2 separate regions of the Homo sapiens genome follow, and region 1 is linked to region 2. A link is a loop called in an ENCODE intact Hi-C map of the cell type or tissue named here. Cell type or tissue: Calu3. All regions are shown on one strand.

What was found. Peaks named below come from ENCODE experiments on the same cell type or tissue, not always from the same donor. Only the 100,000 strongest peaks of a DNase experiment are listed, where the experiment ranks them.
Region 1: a loop joins it to region 2, with 2.9 times the contacts of the local background. A loop is called at or near these places in 10 of 110 quality-filtered maps.

Annotation. Positions count from the first base shown.
Region 1 is chr11:29,155,599-29,163,598 of GRCh38, reverse strand. No RefSeq gene overlaps it. Among named protein-coding and RNA genes, the nearest start is that of LINC02742, 260 kb to the right of the region's middle. In Calu3, a CTCF peak has its summit at 3,820; a DNase peak (open chromatin) is centred at 3,858.
Region 2 is chr11:28,698,220-28,706,219 of GRCh38, reverse strand. No RefSeq gene overlaps it. Among named protein-coding and RNA genes, the nearest start is that of LINC02758, 160 kb to the right of the region's middle. In Calu3, no CTCF peak of the experiment used is centred here; a DNase peak (open chromatin) is centred at 3,959.

The DNA of each region.
Region 1 (8,000 bases), 460 kb before region 2:
AAAACAATAACAGAAAGTTTCAGAAATATTTTCTATGCACCAACCATACATATATCCTTTTATTCTTTTGTTTAGGAGCCTTCTGTAGACTTCCATGGAAACAGAAAGTTTGGCAATAATATAGATGTTAAAAACATATGCTGGGAGAAAAACAATCAAGCATTACTTCAAGGAAAAAAAAAAAAAAAAGCTTGGCCCGGTTCATGCATGTAATACCAGCACTTTGGGAGGATTGCTTGAGCTATATAGTCCCAGCAGTCCCAGCTACTCAGCCAGACAGGAAGCTGGGGGAAGTTGAGGTAGGAGGATAGCTTGAGATGAGCGCAGGGGATGGAGGCTGCAGACTGTGATTGCACCACTGCACTCCAGCCTGGGTGACAGAGAGAGACCCTCTTTCAAAAAAAAAAAAAAAAAAAAAAAGAAAGAAAGAAAGAAAAGAAAAAAATGCATTTAATCTAGAATTTTGTGATGATGATGAAGTACCACTTGGGGAAGCCCAAGAGTTAAGATGGTAGGGTTCACAAGAAGTATCAGGTAATAAAAGTTTACAGAATCCGCACTAGGCTCCTTTGCCATTTAACTAATTTATCTGATTGTGACCAACTTGGGATATTGGAAGATATAATGACCTCCAATGTGAAATATTACAAGGGAAGCAATTCACATAGTCTACATGAAAATTCCAATACAAAGGTTATTGGCACTGCATTTCTTTACTCAGAGGAAGCTCTTCCTCATTTCAAACTAGGTTTCTTGTACCTCAGACCTATTTTCACTTGATCAGTCCTGAATCGAAAGAAAGCACAGCTGGTCACATCTCTACTCAATAGCCATGACAACCCCTTAGATTTTGTAAGCCTCTGGCTGTTTCTACATGACATCAAAAACAGGATACAAAAAGGAATATTCTTGAGGAAAATGGTGATTTCATCAGGCCAGAGTTGCTCAATAGCAGTGCAATGGAAATTTTGGGCCACACAATTATTTGTTAGGAGGGGCTATCCTATGCATTATAAGGCATTTAGCAGTAAGTATTCTTGTATATGATGCCGGTACTACCTTTGCATTTTTTACAATAAAAAATGTCTGCAGACATTATCAAATGCCCCCTGGAGGGCAAAAATTGGCCACCCTCCAGTGAGAACCATGTATTATTGTTTGAGGGACAACTACTCAGTCACAATTGGCAAGGGGCATGTTTACATGCCAGACAAGGTCTTGATGTCCCTTCAGCTGATCAGTTGGGTACACCTAATATGGAACTGTTAACAGTTAACATATAGACCGTGATTCATTTGCCTGCTTTGTAACAGAATTTCTGAAAAATAATCCCAAGAGTTTTAAGCTATTAACTCCTAGTTAACACTTAGAGAGGCACATGTGACCCCAGAGACATGTGAACACACACTTAAATCCTATCAGCGATGCATATTTAAAAATTAATCATCCTCTCTGATTGAAGAATTTTTTTGTTAGCACTAAAATATAAAATCCCTACACTGACATATTAGTAAAGGGAGGAAGGGAGGCTCACATTTGTTGGGCCACTATTGTTTTACATGCTTTACATATATTAACGTATTTAATATTCATATCAATGCTATTAAGCCACTAGTATTATTCCAATTTCATTAAAAGATGAAGAAGTTGAGACTTAATAGGTTTAAATGAATTGTCCAATATGAGACTATAGGAAATGACTGACGTATGCATCCATCTTAGATCTAACTCCAAAGCCAACATTCTCTCTCCAGTATTATGGAAAAGTATTTTATTCAGAAAGTCAAAAAAATAACATGCCAAAAGTCTTTCTTGAAGATTCTCATTTGTGAAGGAAAATATTACATGAGATAAAATTAAAATCACTTTGCTTATAAATAATAGTTCTTAAAATATAAAAAGAACATTTACAGGTCTGAATGATATGATAATGAACACACATTTTAAGAATTGAAATTTAGAACCATTTAAAATAGAAAATGAATTCTTAGCCAAAATATGCACTCCTGGAAAATAAAAAAGGAACATAACCAAAAGGCATTGAAACTAAATCACTTCCTGAGCCATAATGAGCTTAGGTTTTTAATCAGACTAATGAGAAAAGATCTGTAATTCAGCATGGCTCATGAGTCATACCATAAAGTCTCTCCCTACAGTTTCATGGCAGGCCTTGATGTATCATTCATTAGGTACTGGAAAAGTAACATTTTCAAGAACACAATGAACTGCAGACAGACAGGAAAAACAATGAGGAAGCAGCCCTGGTCCTCCCTTCCAAACTGCCCTTTACTTCTATCAGTGTGCTCTCATTCCCTCATCTCCAAGCTGTGATTACTAGCTCTGGTCTGTATTAATTTGTTGAATCATCGATGGCCTTGGAAGTCTTGATCCTCAAGACCCATATAATAGAAGTGTAGGATGGTAATGAAACTCTAGTGGGGAAAACACGCAATCAATTAACTCTCAATTACGTGCCCTCCCCCCACAACCACCTGCAGGAGATAAAGACATAGATTTTTAAAAACTCACTGATACTTCTCTTTAAAAGGTCTGTGCAATATGACCTCAAATGTTCTAAGTATGCATCATCTGTGAGTGGGAAAAGCATGGAACTAGTGGTCTGGATGTGAAAATGTACCGTACCTGAGCAATTCCTGTAATTTAAAGACTAAGATAATGCAACTACAAACTGAAGCCAAAAAGGATCTAGGAAACCCGGAAGACCTCCTGGAGGGAGAACCAGTAGGTTAAGAGAATCTTTAAAACTGAAAGATAGGTACAACAGAGACATATGATATAAAAGCAAAAGACAGAGTTTGGCATGAAAAGATATGAAGTACTATTGGGGTCCACTACGTTTTAGCTGAGTGACCCAAAAGGCAAGTCTAAATTTCCCCAAACCTCAATTTCTCCTTCTGTAAATAGGGATAATGAGAATCCTATTTCACAGGTTTCTTTTAATAAAATGTAATAATGCATCTGAAATAAAATGAAAATTCATTTTACTTTTTATATTTACAGGTATTATTTTATAATTAAGCTTTATTGAGTATACTTTTATTATAAGAGGCATGGCCGTCCTCTCACTATTTAGCAGATACTCGGCTTTTCTATCAAGCTTTCATGTATTCTATAAGGCCGGAGAAGAAAGTTTTTTTCTAATAAACTTGTCTGATTCCTGGAGCAGTCCAACCACAATCTTTTCTTTTTTTTAACTCCCTCCCTCCTCTTCTGCTTTTGCTCTCCCTCTGCATTAGTTTGTTCTCACACTGGTATGAAGAAATACCCGAGATTGGGAATTTATAAAGGAAATAGGTGTAATTGACTCACAGATCCATCTTGCTGGGGAGGCCTCAGGAAACTTGCCATCTTGGCAGAAGGCAGAGGAGAAGCAGGCATCTTCCTCACTGGGTGGCAGAACAGAGTGAGAGTGCAAGAGGGAAATGCCAGACACTTATAAAACCATCAGATCACCTGAGAACTCACTCACTATCACAAAAATACCATGGGGAAAACCACCCCCATGATTCAATTACCTCCACCTGGTCCCACCCTTGACACGTGGGGATTTATGAAGACAACAATTGCAGGCGAGATATGGGTGGAGACACAAAGCCAAACCATACCATTCTCCTTCTTCTCCTTCTCTTCTGTGTCCTAACTCCCATCCTCCTCCTCTTTTCTCTTTTTTCTTCTCTCTTTTTTTCCTCATTTGCAAATTCTTTATTTTCTTGGTTGATGCTCCAATGTTCTTTCAGATTCCTGCCTCCCTCCCTTGGAAACCTCTTCCAGGGCTGTAAACTTAGCTGTAATTACAGTCATGGCCATAAGGGAGCAGCAGAATGCAAAGGAGCATCGCTGGAGCCTGGAGAAAGCTCAATAGGAGAGCCCAGCTAAAGCACGAGCCTGGGCCACCAGCTCCTCTGAGAAGTCCCTGACATCTCAGAAGCCACTGTGGGACAGTGGCAAATGAACAGTTATTAAAGTTAGAAAGACTAGGAGTTTGAATTATTTTTCAACTGTGTAATCTTTGGAGATACTTAATCTCTCTGCCTTGGATTTCATTATTTAAAAGATTAGGATGATATCATCGAGATAATTTTGTAAAACATTTTGTGTGCAAAACAACAAACATGGTGGCTGAGTCATAAAAGATATTTAATGAATATTTCCTTTTCTAATTTTTCACTATCACACTTGTGTTGAATTTGGCAATCTTCACTTCAGGCCAGCCTAACTCAATTTACCAATCTGCGGACACACCTACACACCCAGGTAGCTTACCAGCTGCCAATCAGCCCAATATACCTCCATTTCCAACTCCACTTCTATAGACTTTGGGTCTTCTCCACAATTAACTCTGACCTACCAAATGACAAGGAGTCAGCTTTCTAACAATCTTGGATCAGATATACAGTAAACAGCAAGAAGACTAGTGTGATAGGGTGGCTCTTATATAGCCCTCAGTGACCCCACCTGTTGTTACTCAGGACCTAGTGTCATGCTTTCCCCTAGAGTAACTATCTTGTAACCAATAAAATACAGCAACATTGAGAGGATGTCCCTTTTCTACTTAAGTCACAAAAGATGCTGACTTTGTCTTGCTTGTGGATTCTCTCTCTCTCCCTTGTCTCATTAGCCTTGATGAAACAAGGGGCGTGTTGGAGAGGCCTATGTGGCAAGAAACTGAGGGTAGCTTCTTGCCAACAGCCAGCAAGGAATGGAAGCTCTCAGTGCAACAGCGCTTATGAAACTGAATCCTCTTAACGACCACGTCGGTGAGCTCGGAAGTGGATTTTTCTCCATCTGAGTCTTCAGGTAACACTTTTGTATTGCCTGACATGTTTACAGCCTTGTGAGAGACCTCAAAGCAGAAGACCCAGCTAAGCTATGCCCAGATTTCTACTTTGCAGAAATTGCAGATAAAAAAATGTGCATTCTTTTAAGTTGCAATATTTTAAAGTAGCTTGTTGCACAGCAATAGATAACTAATAAAATTAGTAAAAGAAGTTGAGATGAGATCAAAGTATATAAGGGAGTCACATTATGTAGGACCTTATATGCCATAGCAAATAAATTGAATTTTATTTCAAGTACAATGGGAAAACAGTGGGGATTATTCAGCATAAGACAAATATGCTCTAAATACATTTTAGAAAGATTTCACTGGTTGCTCTGAGATGATTAAACTGTGTGGGACTTGTTTCAGTGGTATTTTGCATGTCTTCTTACCAAAAAGAAAATAGTTTATTCTGTCTTCAGAGGAAATAGAGGCACTCTTTATCTTCTCTTTAATCATGCTCAGAAATAGAAAAACTTTTGTTATCTTTGGAATAATCTATGGCAGGATCAAAAAATCCAGTTTGGGAAATTTTTTTCAATTAAACTGTTTTTTGTATGAAAATGTAGTTTCACATACTATTGTAAGAAATAATATAGAGTGACCTCATATACTCTTCATCTAATTTCTCCCAACGCTAACATCTTGAACAACAGCAAGATGATATCACAACCAGAAAATTGGTATTTTTACAATCCACTGATCTTATTCAGACTTTATTAGACTTATATACATTCAAGTGTGTATTTAGTTCTATGAAATTTTATTACATGTGTGTATTTATGTAACCATCACCACAGTCAAGATAAAGAATAGTCTCTTCTCAGTAAAGATCCTCTGTGCTACACTTTTATAGCTATACTCACTACTTATCTTTTCCCTCCCCCATCCATAATCCCTGGCACCCAGTAATCTATTCTACTTTATAATTTTTCATTTCATGTATGTTATATAAATAGATAGCATGTGATCATGTGTAGCTCTTTAAATATTTTTATTTTTATTTTTTTACTCAGCAGAATTCCCTTGAAATCCATTAAAGTTACTGTGGTTTTAACAGTCTGTTCTTTTTATGGCTAAATAGTTAAGTAGAAATTCACGGTATGGATGTAACATGGTATGTTTAACCATTCACACATTGAAGGGCATCTGGACTGTTTTCGGTTGTGGGCTATTAGGAATAAAGCCATTGTGAACATTCCTGTATTTTTTGCAAGTGCTAAATTTTTATTTCTGTGGCGCAAGTGCAAAGCAATTTCTGGGCTATATGTAAATTGCATGTTTAGTTTTATAAGAAATTGCCAAATGATTTTCCAGAGTGGATATTCAATTTTACATTCCCCCAGCAAAGCATAATCCAGTTTTTCTTTATCCTCACCAGCATTTGCTTGGTTTATTATTTTTCCATTTGGATATGTTTATAGTGATATCTAATTGTGGTTTTTATTTATATTTTTCTAATGGCTAGTGATGTTGAACACCTTTTCAAGTGTTTATTTGCCATCTGCCTATTCTTGTCAGTGAAATGTCTGCCATGTATTCCACCCATTATCTAATTGAATTGTTTTTATATATTGTTCTGTATATCTTCCTAGACATGACTACTTTGTCAGATACGTGGTTTGTAAATATTTTATTTTAGTCTATAGCTTTTATGCTCCCAGCAGGTTATTCCATAGAACAAAAGTTTATAATTTTGATGAGGTCCAGTTTAACATTTTCTTTCTTTATCAGATATGATTTTCTCTCTTCTAAAAACTCCTTTCCAGCTCTAGATACCAAATATTTTCTTCTGTCTTTTTTTTCTACCAGTTTTTTAGTTTCATATTTTACATTTAAGTCCATGATCCATTTTGAGTTAATTTTTATGAGATATAAGGTTTAGGATGAGATTCATTTCTTTTTGCCTATGAATGTTCAATTGCTCCAGCCAGCATCATGTGTTGAAAAGTTTGTTCAGCTAAAGCAGTTCAACTGTTAAAAAAAATCATTTGGTAGATATCTACATTAAGAAAAAATAAAGTTATACTCCTACTTAAAACAATATGCAAAAATTAATTCAAAATGGATAAGAGACCTAAACATAAAACTTGAAAATATAAAAATTTTTGAAGAAAACACAGGGTAAATGTTAATCTTCATGATTTTTGATTAGTCAGTGTTTTCTTAGATGTGACACAAAAAGCACAATTACAAAAAAAGATAAATTTAATCAACATTAAAATGTTGTCCTTCAAAGGACATCATCAAGAAATATGAGGACAACACACAGAATGTGAGAATATTTCTGCAAATCATTTGGTAAGAGATTTATATCTTCAAAATATAAAGAACAGTAACATCTCAACAACAACAACAAAAAACCCACTTTTAAAAATAGGAAAAGTTGACAGTGGGGTGTTAAAGTCTCCCATTATTAATGTGTGGGAGTCTAAGTCTCTTTGTAGGTCACTCAGGACTTGCTTTATGAATCTGGGTGCTCCTGTATTGGGTGCATAAATATTTAGGATAGTTAGCTCCTCTTGTTGAATTGATCCCTTTACCATTATGTAATGGCCTTCTTTGTCTCTTTTGATCTTTGTTGGTTTAAAGTCTGTTTTATCAGAGACTAGGATTGCAACCCCTGCCTTTTTTTGTTTTCCATTGGCTTGGTAGATCTTCCTCCATCCTTTTATTTTGAGCCTATGTGTGTCTCTGCACGTGAGATGGGTTTCCTGAATACAGCACACTGATGGGTCTTGACTCTTTATCCAACTTGCCAGTCTGTGTCTTTTAATTGCAGAATTTAGTCCATTTATATTTAAAGTTAATATTGTTATGTGTGAATTTGATCCTGTCATTATGATGTTAGCTGGTGATTTTGCTCGTTAGTTGATGCAGTTTCTTCCTAGTCTCGATGGTCTTTACATTTTGGCATGATTTTGCAGCGGCTGGTACCGGTTGTTCCTTTCCATGTTTAGCACTTCCTTCAGGAGCTCTTTTAGGGCAGGCCTGGTGGTGACAAAATCTCTCAGCATTTGCTTGTCTATAAAGTATTTTATTTCTCCTTCACTTATGAAGCTTAGTTTGGCTGGATATGAAATTCTGGGTTGAAAATTCTTTTCTTTAAGAATGTTGAATATTGGCCCCCACTCTCTTCTGGCTTGTAGGGTTTCTGCCG
Region 2 (8,000 bases):
CTGGGCTCCTACCTTCTTCCCTCAACCATAGCAGCTCTGCATTTATCTACTTTACAATTTGAGGCTTCCTGCAAGATTTTCTTGTAAAGAAATAATTCCATATATGTGAAATAAAGAAAAGAAAGAAAATATCTGGACCAGCCAAATAGCTAAAGATAGATTTCCATTTTTACTCTAATTTCTAATGATTTTAAGTGTTCCTTGGAGTCTTATTTCGTGCTCAATCCTGAAGACCTAGTTTTTCAGGGAGCTACAGAAGCTATGGGGTTTAAAACTTGGTTCCTACTCTAAAGGAATTCAATCCCCTAAAGAAGATGAGTTTTCTGCCCACATAACGGTTGAAAAATTATGGGATGTTGCAAGTGCCACTGTGAATGATAAAGTGGTGAGTTATGGGAACTCAGAGACAGGAAATTTCCTCAAGGCCTGGCATGATGAGGGTTTCAGCTAGGCAGGGAAGGGAATGTCGACTGGGGTTACAAAAAAGGAAGGCCATATGCAGTAAAGAACATAGTATAAAGCAAAGATGTGGCATGAGAAAAGAACATGGGAGGTATGGGAAACTCCAGGAGGCTGGCCATCCCCTACTGGAAAGTGATGAATGGAGATATTTATAAGGCCTTAAATGGCAAACTCAGGCATTTGGCGCTTCAGTGTATGATAATTAAAACCAGCGAGAGTTGTTTTGAGTAGGACATGATAAAAAACAAGTTTTAGAAAACTAAACCTAATGATATTGAGAAAGTTGGGGTGGGAATACCAGGTTTCTGTTCAAGAAACCTTTCAATTATCCTCATCTTACTTTGCAGCATTTATCAAAGTCAATCTCTTTCTTGAAACACTTTATTTGCTTGGCTTACAGGACACTATGTTCTGGTCTTCCTCCCACCTCACAAGCTGGTCTGATTTGCGGTTCCCTCTCATCTCTCCAGACTCCGGACCTTAGGACACCCTGGGGCCCACCCACTACCCCTCTTCATTCTTCTTTCTATATTAACGCTCTTGATGATCTCATCCAGTCTCATGACTTTTAATATCATAAATATGCTGACTCCTAAACATAAACCTCCCACCTGAACCTCACCCTTGAGGTCCATAGTGTTACAAACACTTGCTACTTAATATTTCTAATAAGCATCTCAAACTTAAATGCCTCAAACATACTCTTCTTAAAATGACAGCTCAATTTTTCCAACTGCTTAGGCCAAAAACTCTGGCAGTCATCCTTGAATAGACTTCCTTCCTCATACACCATGTCCAGTCTATGAGCAAATCCTCTTGGCTCTTACTTCAAGATATATGCAGGACCCCCTGATACTCCTTACAGTCTCCACCAATCCTACTCTGGTCCAAGCCACCATTGTCTCTCACTCTGGTCACTGCAATAGCCTTCTAACTGGTTTCCTTACCTTTTTTACTTGCCCTTTAGAGGCTGACCGCAGCAGCCAGAATAATTCTGTTAAAATATAAGTTAGATAAGGTCTTTCCTCCTCTCAAAGTGCTCCAACAGCTGTGGCTCTTACTTAGCCTAAAAGCCAAAGTTAATGGCCTTCAGGTCCCTGCCCTGCCTCTCCCATTTCCTACCACCCTTCCTCAGGCTCACCTCAGAGATTTTGCTATAAGTTGCTCACTCTCCCTGGAATGTTCTCCCACCAGATATCTACAGGACTTGCTCCCTCAAGATTTTCAAGTTTTTATGGAAAGATTATCTTCCTTTAAAGATAATCTTTAAAAAAGTAAGGATTTCTGCCCTTAAAATTGCCACCCTTACTACCAGGAAAGAAATTGCCAGTTCACCTTCTCACCATGATTTTTCTCCATGGCTCTTAATTCACACAACATACCCTTTTTCTCCCCCCAGTTTTTTATTTGATTTCTGATTTACTTACACTAGAAAGGAAACTCCATGAAGGTAGGATTATATTACAGTTTTATTAATTTCTCTTTTATTTATCTTATTTTTTGCTGCTGCATCCTTGTGTCTAAAACAGTGACGACAGTACAAACTCTAAATATTTGTTGAGTGAATGGATGTTGTTATGTTGATAAGAATTTGGACTATGGTGGCAACAACTGTTTGAAAAGGAAGAAAAGAAAAAAATCAAAGGAGAAGGGAAACAGATGGAAAAAAATCGCAAGTACTAAGTGGTCTGCTGGAAAAAAGGAGGAAGGAAGGAGAAAGACTGAGGTTGTCACAAGAGCAGCCCATTGTCACTCATATTTCTTAATATAATTGCATAAAACTAACTCTCACACAGGCACCCCTTCCCCTAAAAGTAACAATGACACAAATGAAGGGAACAAAAGCCTCCTATCATCAAAAAAATATCACTTTTCATAAGGTAAATCCTCTCAACACATTAAGGAAGACAAAAAGAAACTCAGCATGTCTCAATTTCAAAAAGGTTCTATTTTTAAGCAAGGCACAATTATTGGTAGGAAAATAGGTCTGAATATTAAATGACTTGCCCGAAAATAGTGTAACCATTCCTTGAGCACAGCGAGCCTGATAATTTTCTCGGTATATTTTCTAGTACCCAGATAGTGCCTAGCATTTAATTGACTCCTGATACATGCTTAGAGAACTGAATAGGACTAAAATACAAGGAGAAAGTTAAACATTCGTCTAAATTGCTCTCAAACCTCTATGATCCCTACTACTTGAGTTGTTTGACAAATAAGAGTTACAGTTTTTTAGATGATGTCATATACTACTCAATTTGTTGTCAACAAAGAGTTTCAGTAACACCTGAAATCCATGCTAAGTGCAGTACAAAAGACAGAAATAAATTATACTATATACCATAATCATAAAAATAGTTCAATACATATGTATTTATTAACTTAAAAGCCTGCAGTCTTTTGACCTCAAGAAACCTCCAATCTAGTGGGAAGGTGAGAAGTGCATACTAAGAAAAACTATAGAAAAATCTGATATATAATCCAATTAAATTATTTTTAAAAGGAAAAAGCCAAGTTGTACAGATATTCATGTAAGGGAAAAAATAATGTAGACAGAAAAGCTTTATATAGGTTGTGAAATAAACTAGCCCCTTTGGGGAAAATACAGCAAGGGAGAGTAAGGAACTGATCAAATGGCAGGCGGGGGAGGAGGGTTAAGATAAGAACATTCCAGATGGGAGGATCATTAAGGTAGGCTGGGCACAATGGTGCATACCTGTTGTCTCAGCTACTTAAGAGGTTGAGGCAGGAGGATCACTTGAGCCCAAGAGTTGGAGACCAACCTGGGCAACATAATGAGACCCTGTCCCCCCAAAAAAGGGTATTCCAGAGATGTCACAAACAACATAATGAAAAAATATGACTCTTCCTCAATTCCAGAGTAAGACATAATAGGCAAGAAAACATAATAGGCAACACTTACTTGAGAAACAGCCTCTGAATCCTCAAGTCTTGACCACCCTAGGAGAGTAGATGATAATCAACTCTTTTTAACTTCTCTATGATACAGAAAAGAGCCAGAGCCACAGAGAAGGATAAAGAGAACAGCTCTCTGAAAGTCCTCCTACAAACTACAGGAAATAAAATCATTGAGAAGGGAGAAAAGGAGAGCTGTACACTTCTAAATCTTGACATTGCTCAGCAAAGCACCTTGCCTTAATAAAAATGAAATCTTCACAAGTTATACATATTTAATTTACTGATTCAAAGATGAGTCAGAAGAGGAAAACAATAGTTGTGAACCTTTCAGTGGGAGGAAGAGATGTTTTCTAAAGTGTTCCCAAAGCCTTTCCGAGGTCAATCTTGTCCTGAGGTTGCAGTAAATGCATAGAATTTGTATTCTTAGAAGTGGCTTGATGAGACCAGAGTAATCATAATTCTTATGAAGTAGATGTCATTAATCAATAGGAGGGGATATAAAAAGTCACACTTCTCCCTCCCTGTGCCAGGAAGGAGGATGGCATTCCATTTCTGGATGTATGCCATAGCCGGCAGTGACTCATCCTATGCCAACATACCACAGGGACGTGAGGGGAAAAGGAAGAAGTGAGGACTGTGACAGCCCAGGAAAGCAGTGGCCACCATAATCAATCCAACACAAGCCTTTTGTAATAGCTTCATTAATAAGAGTTTTGCTGAATCAGAGGCCTTTAGAGCTGGAAGAGGCTTCAGTGAGCATGTAGTAAAAAACCCTCTTTTTACAGATGAGCAAACTGAGTCCCAGAGGAAGATATGACTGCTCCAAGGACAGAAAGCAAGTGAATGGCAGAGACCAACACAGAGCCAGGAGCCCTCGATCACATCTCTGTACTACTACTCCTTTCGTAACAATCACAATAATGATGAAAACGTCCCAACCATCTGCATTCCAGAAACCATTTGTAGGTTGGTTGGGGAACTTAGTGTCCCCATAAAAATCATGATGTGTGAGATGGGGCTTTGGAGAGCAGTGATGAAATATTTAAGGGGACTGGAGTTGGGGCAGGGGGGTAATGACAGTTTCCAGATTAGTCCTTAAAACTTACTTCATCTAAAATCTATTGGAATAACCACTCTACAAATGAAACATGATTACAGCCAAGTCCCTTCCATAGCATTCCTATGGAATAATGCAGTTGGAATATAGGTGAAGGAGGCAAGCATGTACATTGTACCCTGAATGCCAATGACTCTTGCCAGAGAATCATGGATGGAATGTGGATGGAGGAGCTGTGTTCCAGCAGCATTAACTCTGCACTAATAGGAAAGGCAAGTCTTTCATTCAGTCACTGCCTAGTTGTCCTGATAAGAGGGTAAAAGGGAAGCAACAAAGGGTAGTGCTTTACTGTGCCACTCCCCCATTCAGATGTAGGCTTTACTAAGTCTGGTTCTCAAGATCCAGGTGTGTGACTGACCCACTGTGAGCTTTGCACTGAACTGGATTCTTTCATATGGTCTAGCTTGTAAGCAAAGACTGACCATTGCTGAATGGCTAGGGAGGATTGGATATAATTGCACTGACAACAACAATAAAGATAACAGATAGCTAAATGTTACTGTTTATATATTATTATGTGCTGCGTAATATGCTAACAATTGTACATATGTTGTTGGTACTCTTTACACCATTTAGGTTGATGATATTATCCTCACTTTATAGAAGATGAAACTGAGGCTTAGGACAATAAAACAACTTATTCAGTACAGTTTATAAGAAATCGAGGATACTAACACAGAATTGTCTGACTCACAAGTTTAGCCTTGCAAAAATGCCATAAAATAAAGCCCTTCAAGCCATATTGGATTCTACTTTGGGCATAATTAGCACTGGATACCAGTCAAATGCCACAGCCTCAGGTGTCACTGAGCTAGGATGTGGCAAGACTAAAATGTGATGATTTTCATTCATCAAATACATTTATAAAATGACTATCTATAAGGAAGCACACACCATGGAAGGCACTAGAATAACAAGATGCATAAAGTCCCTGACCTCATTAAGTTTCAGAATCATATCTTTGCAGTCTTGCCCACCAATACCTTCAACAAGAGCACCTAGATCATGTGTGTGTGTTTTTTTTAATTGACAACAATCATCTACCCTGGATTTTTTAGGCCAGTTTATATTTTAAAAAACTACCTCTTGGTCAGACCACTTTATCACTTTTTTGTACACTGAGATCAATTTCTCAACTGGTCTCTCAACCAGCACTTTCTCATTCCCCTCTAGACTATCATAATTATTTCTGCCAAATTTATTCCTCTGAAGCATAGCTCCTTGTTATCCTGTATTTACAGCTGAAGAAACTAAGGCTTAGAGAATCTCAGGAGCTTGGCAAGAGTATAACAATCAAGAAATGGGGGAGCACAATTCAGAGCCAGGTTCATCTATCACTGAGTCCATGTTCTTCCTCTCACTCCGTATCTATATTTTGGAAGCTGAACCTGAATGGTCATAAAATCACCAGGTCGTATTTCTTGGAGGAGCAATGTACATGAAGGAGTCTATTTTTAGCTGATTGGAAGAAATGCACCTTTAACTTCTAAACAGGCCCACAATCTACAGGGTAGTTGGGGCAAGCACCAAGCTACAGCATGGAAAGATAGAAGCTTCCTGGAGCAATAAAGAAGGAGGAGTAATGGATCAGCCATTCTCAGAGAAGAAGGGATGGGACACAAGATGGCAGCTAAAACCTGTCTGAAAAAACAGTCAGCTTACCTCAGTTAACAAAATGTCACAGAGCTCTGTCAGAACCTTCATACCCAGTAGACTGCCCTAGAAGCTTTTTGACCAAAGAAATTCACTGTAGCCTATTTAGCCTCTGAAGGCAAGGTACTGAATCTCTGAGCTCTGCACTTGACTGCTAAACACAACTGTTCTGTGGCTTCTAATGTTTATTTTTTTTATGTAACAGTGATATTATCTGTGTCACATCTTCCTGAGACTAGGGATTCTGCCTTTCACTTCTTTGAATCTCCATGATCAGAAGCTTACACAAAGTGAGGGAAAATTCTCACTAAATATTTGTGCTCTGATTTACACACTGATCTATTCACATATCAGCCAACATATGGAGGCAGATTATGCTCTGAATAGAAATACACAGGTGGTCTACCAGCGATTATGTAACAATGCCCCTAACTCATTTAAAGATCAGATTTTTGGCGACATCATCTGTCTGAAATATAGCCACAGAGCAGAACTTCATGGGGACAGGGCTGAGGGAATAGTTCTCACAAAGGCCACATGCTGTCTGCCACAGGATGAAGTGAAACAAACCTAACGTTACCACAAAGGGCTACAGGGTGTCAGAATTTCAAACATTTTTGTTTAGTATTATGTAACATAAATAAGAATATTGGTTTCCAAGATGCAGAGGTTTAGCATCAGCAAATAAGAGGTGGGAGAGGGGTGATTAGTACTGAAGAAGTGAGAATGGAGAGCTAACAGCTTATCAACAGGAGACAGAAGTAGTAAAACTACTAAACAGGGATATAAGCATCAGTAAAAATCACTCTAAAATCATCACTCAAAACAGAGGGCTTTTAGAATTGGTACAACTAGTTCTGCTCTACTCGGTAATATCTGAGAAGGTTATACCTGTGTACAGCGATTTTTAAAGTGTCTTAGGTCCTTGGAGATATGCTTCCTCTAGATCATTATATAGGTGATAAAAATGAAGATCAGAGGCTGGGCGAGGTGGCTTAAGCCTGTAATCCCAGCACTTTGGGAGGCTGAGGCGGGTGGATCACTTGAGGCCAGGAGTTCGAGACCAGCCTGGCCAACATGGTGAAACCCCATCTCTACTAAAAACACAAAAAAATATCCAGGCGTGGTGGTGCACACCTGTAATCCCAGCTACTTGGGAGGCTGAGGCATGAGAATCGCTTGAACCCAGGAAACAGAGGTTGCCGTGAGTAAAGACTGCACCACTCTGCTCTAGCCTGGACGACAGAGTGACACTTCTTCTCAAAAATAAATCAGTTAATTAATTATAATGAAGGCCAGAGATATAAGGATCTTATCCAACATCATCCTCCTAGTTACTAAGTCTCAATATATTTTGACACAAATATACCACACACTGATATACATGTTAGAGAGACACAAAAATTTAAAAGTGAAGTGCCATCTTTGCCCTCTAGGGGCTCAGGTTTGTTCACTGTGTATTTATACTCCTATACAATGCTCTGGCCAAGAGTTCAGTTTCATCATGGAGGAAGTGATGGTGCGGCGAGGAAAAAGCTACGAAGAAAAGGAAAGGGATCACAAAGCCATCAACAATCTGAATTCATGCAAAACCAATGTAATCAACAACTGTAGCATTTCACTAACACAGGTTAGTAATTCTCATTTAAAAGAAGATCAGGTTATTGGTGTTAATATATTTCATGTGTATATAGAGACCTATTGCTCCACACAAGATCATTAGGTTTTTTTCAGTGCACACAAACCACATCTTTAATAATCCACTTTGAGATTTTGCTGGGAATTAATGTGACATTATTTAATGTATACTTTCTAGAATACATTTCTCTTTCTGTAGCGAGAACTAAAA